2 separate regions of the Homo sapiens genome follow, and region 2 is linked to region 1. The links are chromatin loops, found by intact Hi-C in ENCODE. Cell type or tissue: IMR-90. All regions are shown on one strand. Each heading gives the region's core, and the rest is flanking DNA. Links, peaks and the distances in the headings are about the cores only.

The links. A loop is a pair of places that touch in the nucleus more often than their neighbours do. Peaks named below come from ENCODE experiments on the same cell type or tissue, not always from the same donor. Only the 100,000 strongest peaks of a DNase experiment are listed, where the experiment ranks them.
Region 2: a loop joins it to region 1, with 12 times the contacts of the local background. A loop is called at or near these places in 1 of 110 quality-filtered maps.

The regions. Positions count from the first base shown.
Region 1 is chr6:3,338,853-3,344,167 of GRCh38, reverse strand. The region is part of intron 3 of SLC22A23 (solute carrier family 22 member 23); the gene reads left to right. Among named protein-coding and RNA genes, the nearest start is that of PSMG4, 83 kb to the right of the region's middle. RefSeq lists an enhancer at 2,257-2,980. In IMR-90, for the core only: no CTCF peak of the experiment used is centred there; a DNase peak (open chromatin) is centred at 2,507; H3K27me3 peaks cover 657 bases.
Region 2 is chr6:3,694,521-3,699,971 of GRCh38, reverse strand. The region is part of intron 1 of LOC100507336 (a long non-coding RNA gene); the gene reads left to right. Among named protein-coding and RNA genes, the nearest start is that of PXDC1, 54 kb to the left of the region's middle. In IMR-90, for the core only: no CTCF peak of the experiment used is centred there; a DNase peak (open chromatin) is centred at 2,171.

The DNA.
Region 1 (5,315 bases), core at 38-5,037:
TGCAACTGAAGAACTGAAGGTTTACTTGTACCTAATTTTAATTAATTTAAGTTTAAATAGCCATATGTGACCACTGTATTGGACAATGCAGTTCTGGAAGAAAAAGCCACAGAAACCAAGGCATTCCCCAGTGCTGTCAGAGACTGGACAGTAGATTCTAATTCGTGTACCATTCCCCTTAGCAAAAATCCTCTTAAAATATTTTCTAACTTAGGAATAAGCGAATCGAATCTAAAATTTACTTGAGAAAATATTCTCAATATTTATAGAATGTAAGTTCCTTCTTCTGCCATCCTGTGCCTTCTGTCTTCTTTCCCAAATGAAACATTTTTTCATTGCTTCTTGTGTGTATGTATTTAAGGGCTGCTCTCTGTTCGGCACCAATGTTTGACAGTGATTGGCTCTTCTCTTAAATACAGCCAGCTCCCCAAGGTCATCAGTCAACGTCATTATGTTCAGAAGCAGATAGATGGGCAATTCAAGAGCGACCTAGGGTCTTTCGACATTTGGCCGGCTGCTGAGTATTTAATTACGTCTCGACAAACATGGGAGAGAGCCCTCATTGATAAGCTTAGCTTGTTAAGAGCTGGTCTCATTAATGGTCATGGTGATAAATTGTGCTAGTCTTATTGAAAAAAAGATGTCTAAAACGAGGACATTATGTCTAAATGATGAGGATGTGTGTGTGTGTGTGCGTGTGTGTGTGTATTTGCAGGGGCTGGAGATGTTTCCTTCGTTCTTAAAGGATAAATCTGGTGTTTAAAATCCAAAGATCTGAATTCAAGTCCTAGATACTATAAACCATATGACCTAAGGCCTATTTGGTAACTAACCTCTTGGGGCCTCCCTGTTAAATGGGATTAGCACTTGTTTACGAGGCAAGAGTGTGGTTGGGAATAGATGTGGAAATGCAGTGTCTCTGTTTGCTGCTGAAGTGGTCCAGAATATGCCACTGGCCATAAGGACTGTTGTGAGCTGACAGCATTTGAGAACCAGCAGATGCAGGACGCAGCTTTGTCGGAACTCCCCCATCTACCTAGAAACAGAGCTTTCCCGAAGAATTCAACTGTCATAAATCCCCCTTTAAGGGAGATTTCTCCCAGCAGAGGTGAAGATGAGAAGTTGATGCAGGATGAGAAATTGCATAAACACACCTTACTAAAACAAACCTTCTCTTATATTATTTCCCCCGTGTATTTCTCTGTCATTTCCCACTATTTCTTGTCTCTTGAAATCCTAACCCCTTCCCTGCATTAGGATGGTATATAAAGCCCCAAATTCCAACCTCTTCTCTGAGCCATTTTTTGCACTCTCCTGCCGGTATACATATGTGATTAAACTTTGTCTTTCCTCTTGCCAGCCTGTCTTTTGTCAGTTTAATTCACAGGCCCCAAGCACTGACCCTAGGAGGGTGGAGGAAAAGGTTTTCATCCCCAGCACTAATGTGAAGGTGTTATTTGTACGATGGCAGTTTCAGGCAGATGAGAAATCCCAGCAATTTTGCTGACATTTGACGGCAAAAGCTCCTCAAGGTTTGAATCTCCTGGACCCCCCATCTACTGGCTTCCTGGGCTCCATCTGGAAAGCATCTGTTTCTGGGAATCTGGGCTCAGGGCCCCGGGGGACTCTGATGCTGTGGGTCAAGGAGGCCCCACCTTTGAGAAGCACTGTTTTCAGGGACCTCTGCAGACTGGGAGAGAGAAAGAGGTGTGTGTGTTTCAAAGGAGGTGAGCCGTGAACCCTAGTGGCCTCACTTCCATAGTTTCTGGGGCTGTACTTCATTCTGAATTTCAAATTTTAGTATTCGGTTGCCTAAATGAAGTAAGGTATTCCTTTAAATTTTGTTTTATCTCAATTTGTTGGCCACCCAATGACTTTTTGAAAAAGAGTTATGTTAAGGAGACACATGGCCTTAAAACAGCAAACCACATTGGGCTGGATTTCAAATTGAGGCTTCCATCTTGAAACAAAACGGTAACTGAGAATAAGTTTTCATTTTCACGCAGACACACCTAAAATTTAAACCCATAGTATGTACCTAGAGGAACAAAATGCTAGTTTAGGAGCTGCTGAACCTAAACTAGCAGCTTTCATTAAGAAGAAATCTTAATTAAAGCTTCATTAATCTTTCATTAAGAAGAAAGATTTTCTTCTTAATGCTACTGAACAGATGTCTTCCTCTATCCATGAATCGAAATATAGATAATCACTTGGGCCCTAGGATTTGTTTAGGAAATGAAAGAAGTACAAGAAGACTTAAGTTGTATGATTTTTTTTAAAATCCATTAACTTTTCTTTTAAAGGATTTACAGGTGTGGAAAGGATGGCCCCAGTCTGAAATTTTATTCCCAGCTTGTGTTCAGTTTCCTGCGCTCCCCCGCCCCCACCCCCCTCGCTTGACAGGGAAGCTTCGGTCACAACAGATGACCAATGAATTGTGCGTGTGGTTTCTTCTCTTTTGCTTCTTTTCTTTTCTGCCAACTCTGTCAAAGGCAGCCCAGCGTGAATCAGAAGTGCTGGCTGAACACTTACCCCAGAAGTCTGAGATGGTTTGGTAATCACAGCATTTACATTTGAATGTCATCTAACACCAGAGCAGTGATTAACCAGTGACTACAGAGTCACATCCTAAGTAGAGTAATACTGTGATTTTTTTCTGGGTTTTCATGTTCTGGACCCAAGGAGTTGGAAGAAGAGAGAGAGAGAGAACAAAACCCATCCACCTCAGAGTTTTCTAGTGAGGTCTGACATCTGCCATTCTAAAAAGTTTCAGGTGTGTCCTCTAAACCTCACCTTGAAACAGCCTCTTGCACTGTATAAAAGTTAGGCTTTTGGAACAAAATCTTTTGAAACAACTACAACAAAAAGTATGCTTCAATGGCATAACTTTTTTTTAGCATTTCAATCCTTCATATTTAACATTTTTCCTCTCAGCTTGATCGGAGGGAGGGCTTTCTGAGAAACCCTCTTTCCAATGAATCTCAAAACAGCTTCTGAGGTCATCTGTGACTCGGGCCAGCCTCTCAGCAACCTCTGTGTGAGGATTGTTTCTCTATATTAAATGCTGTATGTTCCGAATGTGTGTCCTTCAGAGCCAGGAGCTCACAGGAGCCATGTGACCCCTGACTTCACAGCAGGCCACCTTCAACCCTGTGAAGGGAGGGGAAGGTGCCATAGCAGGCATTGGTGATGGGAATGCCAAAGGTTATGTGTAACATGAGAGACCGGCCCCTCCTCATTCAACCTGATCCTGAAAGAAGGAGCATAAGCTTGAAGACATGAGTCCTTTAAATATCATTCCTGTAAACTCATATTGCCCTGGTTTCTGTTTTCCCAAATGGTAAATGTATCCTTTCCAGACAGATCCCATCAAAACCCACAAGTACCTAAGGACAGTCTCTCGGTTCTCATGTCTCTAGCACGTCATGCGGCTGCCCTTTTCCCAGTAGCCCCATCTGTTTTCCATAAGGGCCGCACTCTGTCACTTTATAAATTTGCTACGGCAATTGTCTCCTGCTTTTTCACATGGGACCTTGAAAATCGTTTTTGGCCTTTACACAAAGGATCGGTTACAAAGCTCCTCATACTGTGGTTAGAAATCGAGTCACTTTCCAAGTTGCCGTTCTTATGCAAGATGTTCCCAACTTTTGCAAGAATTATCAACTTTTACAAAAGTTCATTTATCTCATGGTTACCTGGAACTAAAGGGGCAATTTGTCATAGACTCTGCTGCGGTTACGTATGGGTCCCCAGGCCAGCCCACAGGGCTGTTTAAATGTGTCCCTGAATTATTATACTAACGTGCTGTTTGAAGGCCCTAGAGAGAATGTGACCGGCGGGCGTTTTACCTTATATCATCACTTTCTTTGACTCTGACAAACATTTCTTCCAGATAGTACCTCTTGCCATTCATAAGAGAGTCATAAGCATGTTAAGCCTCTTGCTCAATGTCATTCGTATAGCTGGTACTTGGAAAATGGAAATGCCAACCAATTTCAAAGCCCCTGCCCTTACCATTCCCTTCTCCAGGCCATCCCTCCTGGATAATACCGCTTTTGTGGGAGCGCTCTCTGGGCTAGGAAGCACCTCCCCTGTGGGGAGAGGAGAGGAGGGAAGCTGTATTCTCATGGACACATTTTTAATTTCATATGTTTACATAAGGAGGCTCAGATGTTCCTCAGCCATTATTGTTACAGGAAAGGGGCCCTGATCCAGACCCCAAGAGAGGATTCCTGGATCTCACCCAAGAAAGAGTTCGGGGCCAGTCCGCAGTGCAAAGTAAAAGCAAATTTATTAAGAAAGTAAAGGAATAAAAGAATGGCTACTCCATAGACAGAGCAGCCGCAAAAGCTGCTGGTTGCCCTTTTTTATGGTTATTTTTTGATGATATGCTAAACAAGGGGTGGATTATTCATGCCTCCCCTTTATAGACCACATAGGGTAACTTCCTGACGTTGCCATGGCATCTGTAAACCGTCATGGCGCTGCTGGGAGTGTAGCAGTGAGGACGACCAGAGGTCACTCTTGTGGCCATCTTGGGTTAGGTGTGTTTTGGCCGGCTCCTTTACTGCAACCTGTTTTATCAGTAAGGTCTTTATGACCTGCCTTTTGTGCCGACCTCCTGTCTCATCCTGTGACTTAGAATGCCTTAACCATCTGGGAATGCAGCCCAGTAGGTTTCAGCCTCATTTTACCCAGCTCCTGTTTAAGATGGAGTTGTTCTGGCTCACATGCCTCTGACATTATGAATTGGAAAGTGGAGGCTGTCACCCCAGGAGGGACAGGACCAGGGCTTGGGAACTCAGCTGCACCTGGGGAATGAACAGAAAACAAAAAGCTTTGTAACAAAGCTTGACAAAGTCTTTGAAGACAGATCACCATCTGTCTTCATCTAAGGCCTGTGTGCCTGGTGGTGGATTATCAGATTGGGGGTGGGGGAAAGCACACTGTTTTAATTTTTATTAAAGTTGGAAGAGGAGTTTTAAAGGATACGAAATCCTGATTGGTAGGAGGCTGACATGGATTTCAGCTGCAATGGCAATAATAGCCACAGAGCTATTGCATCACTTAAGAAATGACTGGCTCCTCCCTCCCCTCGACCCTGCTCTTCCCTCTGCAGCTCTGTGCTCTCCACACACACATCCTCTCTTCATCTGGCACCTCCACCAAATTGCTCAGGCTTCAGTCTTGGGGTTACTTTCTCCGTTGGGGCTTCCTGGGTACCTCCTTTGGACCTCTCTTGCTCCATGTTCCCCATCTGGTCAGTGTTGATGGAATAGTGGTTCTAGACTAGAAGGAGCTAATGTTCTCAGACA
Region 2 (5,451 bases), core at 289-5,288, 360 kb before region 1:
CCCCCTTGTTATATGCCCTTACATTCTGGCACTAATGCTCTGACACCAGCTGGGTGTTCCACAATTAGTTCAATTCTGATACTATCTTAAAGTTAGTGCAGAGCCCCCAAATTAAAGGGCACAGCCCCAATAAGACTGTACCCATTTCAGATGACAGGTACACTTTGGGGGTCCCAGGCCACTTGCACTTCTACCTGACTTGGCTACAAATTCAGGGGTTCCCACAGTCCCCAACTCAGTGTCAACAGTTCACTAGAGTGACTCACAGAAATCAGGAAAGCTCTGTGCTTATAATTACAGTTTTGTTACAAAGGATACTGATGAGGAACAGCCAAATAAAGATGCATAGGATGGGGTGGGGAGGACAGAGCACCCAAGCCCTCTCCATGGAATCCAGGTGCTTCTTCCTCCCAGCACATTACTGTGTTTGTGACCATAGCACCAGCCCAAAGTAGGCCTATTCTGTTGATAACAGGACGCCAAGTCACCTTGTAGGCATAACAGAGTGAAAACTTCAAGTCACATAGGCCAGGCATGCGCAATAGAAAAAGGTTTGACCTTTAACAACACCTGGTACAAGGATTCGTCTCTGGGGAACCAAAAGACTGGGAAATGACTGGAACCTGAATGCTGGAGCTCTTTCAAAAGGGATCTGTTGGCCCAGAAGATCTGGGACTAAAATCCTTACTGTAAATGGTTTGTTTGAAGTTCTCCCATCAGACTCTGCCAAGTCAACATTCCTAAATCCTTTCTCTTGCCCTCCCAACCCTTAGAACTTGCCCCAGATCCCAAATCAGTCAGATAGATATGAACTGCATCTCCTGTCTCCTTGCTGGCTGGTCTTGCAATAAAGCCTTTCTTTTCTCAAAAGCTAGTGCCACAGTATTGGCTTCCCATGTGTGTCAGGCAGCAAGTCCATTTATTCAATACCATCTTCACCAACCAGAAAGTTCCAATGAGCTTTGGTGTCTAGAGTTTTTATTGGTGTTTCATGATGTAAGCATGATAGATTGAATAATTGGCCACATAGTTGAATTCAATCTTGAGGCCTCCATTCCCTGGAGGTTGGGCAGCTGGAAGTGCAACCCTATAATCACATGGTTAGTCTTACTGGTGGCCAGCCCCCATACTGAGGCTATGTAGGGGCCCACTGGGCATCACCTCATTAGCATCACAAAGACATTCGTATCATTCACAAAACTCCAAGGGTTTTTGAAGCTCTGTACCAACTAAGGACAAAGGCTATATATATATATTTTTAAATTATATTACAGTTCTTACAGCACTTTTCATGGCTGAAATACATTGTTTTTGCAGTTAAATATTTAATATGTATTTATCCAATAGACTATAAGCTTCAAGAAGAAAGGGACTTTGTTGTTTTTGCTCCACTGTAACCTTAGCATGTAGCTCAATTCTTGGCAAGTAGTATTTGCTTTGATTGATAGATCTGATTAGAATATTCGAATAATGGGTGTAAGAGTTAAAGAAAGAGAAAAGAAACAGGAAAAGCGGCTCAACAGTCAAAGACAGGTTTATTTTGGAGAATAAACCTGAGAGGGGCATCTGGCTGATTTTGGTCAGGAGCACTCTCTTACAGAGTAGGAGTATTTATTGGTTTTAGGGTGAAAGAGCTTATCACAGGCTTGGAATATTTCTGTGTGGAGAAGTTTATTGTGGGGTTGGAATGTCTCTGGTCGGAGGCGAGGTTATCTTGGGGCTGACGTCTCTCCGGCAGGGGGGAGATTATCTCAGGGCTGGCATGTCTCTGGTCAGGGAGGGGTTTAATCTTAGGGTTGGAATGTTTCTGGTCAGAGGTGTCATTTGTGGTTTATGGTCATGCTGACCTTAGCCATTAGGCTGATGCATTTTGGATTTAGGTGGTTTTTGATCAAGGGTAACTTTAAAATGGTGGTGCTTGTCTAAGATGGCGATGCTCCTGCTCTGTCAGTGGGGAAAATTAAAGACTAGAAAGTTATATTGGGACAGTGTAGAAGGCCTTACATGCTCTATGGCCTTAAATGTTTCCAGCATGTCTCTCACATCATCTCAGTAACTGCTGGGAAGGCACCGCTGGGAAGGTTTGTAGAATCACCTAGGCCTGCCCTGGCTCCATGGAAGCCTCTCTGCAGCATGAGTCTTATGAAGTCTGGGAAAAGGGCATGAGTGGAATGGATGACTCAACATTCAACTGCAGTAGGGGGGTGTGAACTCATTGCTAAATTAAGGGAAAAGGGCCAAAAATACAAAATGTGGTAAGATTTGTCTCTCATGTTTAGCAGTCTGAGAAGGGCTTAAAATATTTTTTTGTTAGAGTGCTGGTGCCTAGTAGACAGGGGGGTAGGAAGACAAGCCCTAGTCCCTACTGAGCATCACTAGACCAGAGAAGGGAAAGAGGAGAGGCTCCGAGGGGAGGAATTCAGGCTCTCTAAAAGAAATTAACACCTGAAAGGCTCAGTTCATATTTCCATCATCCCCTGCTCATGGCCAAGTCAAAGAAAAAACTGATGTCTAGTCATGAAAACAGCAAAGCGTGAAGTGGGAGGATGATGGTGTCCTGTGTGGCAATGGGAGACAGGACAAATTCAGAGCACTCAGTACTTCCCCTCTCTTTCTAGAGCAGAATGTAGGGGTTCTAAGTGTTCAGATACAGGTCTTGATTCTTTATTTTATCTGCTTCTGTGGCCCTGGCTTTGTTGTCTAGAAATAATCAAAGATCATAGGATATTTCATTTGGAAGAAACTTCAAGGCTGTTATTTGTAACTTCACTGAATTGCAAGTTCCCCTCAGGTCCAATCTCTGCATGAAGTGTAATTCAAAGGAACATAAGCCCAGAGGAATAGTGAAGAACTGTGCTGTAGGCTTTTTAAAAAGTGAGGTCCTCATCCAAGGGGTTTGCATAGTGTGCCACCAAATAAGCATCTCAGAACCTTCTCTGGATGTTACTCTCCTCCAAAGTTCCACACCGGGGCTGGGACAGCCCCTGCATCTCTCCCTCTTCCCTTTCCCATGATTTCCCACTGCCTCCCTGCTCTCCTGATTCCCTTCCTGCTTCTCTTCCATCTCACCGTCTATCTCTCCCCTACTGGCGGGGACCTTCAGGGCTCTGCTGCTGGCTCTGTGGTGGAAGCTCCCTGGGGTGTGCAGGCCTTCAATAGCACTGAAAGCTTTTCTCCAAGAAATTCTTATTCATTATTTCTGGTGAGCAAAACTCACCATCTGCGTATTCTCCAGGGCAGCTGTCCCAGTGCTGGGTGTGTGGCAGGTGCTGCCTAAACACTGGCTGGCTGCAAGGAAAGGCTATTTGTTTTTTTTTGCATAAGATTCCATTTCACAATCATCAGAAGCCTGCCTGCATTTCATGGGCCCATGAAATTACTTATTTTATTCCAGAGAAAAAAGACACGCCATTTCTGTGAATTGAGGCTCTCCTTTTGAGTTCTTTGATTGTTTTCTTTTGGGTCCCTCTGTCCATCATGCGGGGAGGGTCCCTATTTTGCTGAGGTTAGAAGGAGCACCAGCTATCTATAGACATTTTTAAAATGTCTATAAATAAAATTTAAAAATTTTTTAAATGTAATATTTAGAGCAAGATTTAAAATATTTGAACACTAAAATAGAAAGTTACCTTACAATCTCTACCTGATCATCTATAATTTAGTAATGACTGATGAGCTGAATCATATTTTCTCAAAGTATCCTTTGGCCCCTTTTCCTTTCCCCAGGCTTGAAGAGCTCTTTCTAATTACTTAGCCTTCAATGTTCCTAAATGTGCTCCTCCCCTTTTGTTTCTCCCCTGGTTCTCTGCTCTCCCACTCCCCACCTGGCCTTTTGGAGACTGGGATTTGCAGAAGCTTCATCATGCATCACATTTTCATGTTCAGTTTTAATGCCTCAAATGAGTCTTTTCAATCCCACAGCTCTTTAACTCATCCTGTATTAATGAGTGCTCTTCTCTTTATAACTCCTCACCATTGTTCCCCAGCTGGAGGAAGGAGCCGTCCCTCTGCCTGCGCAGCTAGCTGCAGGAGAAGCCCACAGCCACTGCATCCTCCCACCAGCAGCCTAAACCCTCATGGTTAGCTTTGGCACTACCAGAAGTTTCCTCACAACCACAAACTCTGCCTCCCTTAAAAAAATGTTTTTGAAATTGATGCATAATAGTAGCATGTATTCATGGGGTAGATGAGGTTTTTTTTTGATACATGCATACAATGTGTAATGGGTAATTGGCATATTCATCACCTCAAACATTTATCATGTTTGTGTTGGGAACATTGGGTGCAAAATACAGTTAGAAGGAATAGGTTCTAGGGTTTGAGAGCACAGTAGGGTGACTATAGGTAACAAGAATTTATAGTACAGTTGACCTTTGGACAACATGGGAGTAGGGGGAGGGCCAACCCCCTCGTGCAGTTGAAAATCTGTGTATAACTTTTGACTTCCCTGAAACTTACCTAGTAATAGCCTACTGTTCACCAGAAGTTTTATTAATAATGTAAATAGTCAGTTAACACATTTCTTCTATGTATTATATACTGTATTCTTACAATAGAGTGAGCTAGAAAAAAGAAAATGTTATTAAGAAAATAAGGGTGGGACACAGTGACTCATGCCTTTAATCCCAACACCTTAGGAAGCTGAGATGGGAGGATCACTTGAGCCCAAGAGTTTGAGGCCAGCCTGGGCAACACAGCAAGACCCCAGTTCTACAAAAAAATGGACTAAATTAGCTGGATGTGGTGGCATGCACCTGTAGTTCTAGCTACTTGAGAGGCTGAGGTGAGAGGATCACTTGAGGCCAGAAGTTTGAGGCTGCAGTGAGCTATGATCACACCACTGCCCTCAAGTCTGGGCAACAGAGTAAGACCCTGCCTCTAAAACAAAGAAAATCATACGGAAGAAAAAATATATTGAATATTTATTAAGAGGAAATGGATTATCAGAAAGGTCTTGACCTTGTCATCTTCACACTGAGTACAATAAGGAGGAGGAGGACAAGGAGGGGTTGGTCTTGCTGTCTCAGGGGTGGCTGAAGTGGAATAACATCTACTTACAAGTGGACCTTCACAATTCAACACTTGTTCAAGGGCCAACTCTATATTTCAAAATAGCTAGGAGTCAAGATTTAGAATGTTCCCAACATAAAACAACCTTTTTAGTTTGAAATAATTTTAGACTTACAGAAAAGTTTTAAAAATATTTCTTAGAATTCCTGTACACCATTCACCCAGACTGCCCTAACATTAATGTCTCTGTACCCAGAGTTCAGGGACCAAAACTATGAAATTAACATTAATACAACACAATACTAAACTATAGTCATTATTCATATTCTCCCAGTTTTCCAGCTAATGCCTTTTTTTTCTGGTCCAGGATCCAATCCAAGATTTCACCTTGCACTTGGTCTTGCCTCCTTGGTCTCCTCCAGCCTTAGATGGCTCTTCAGT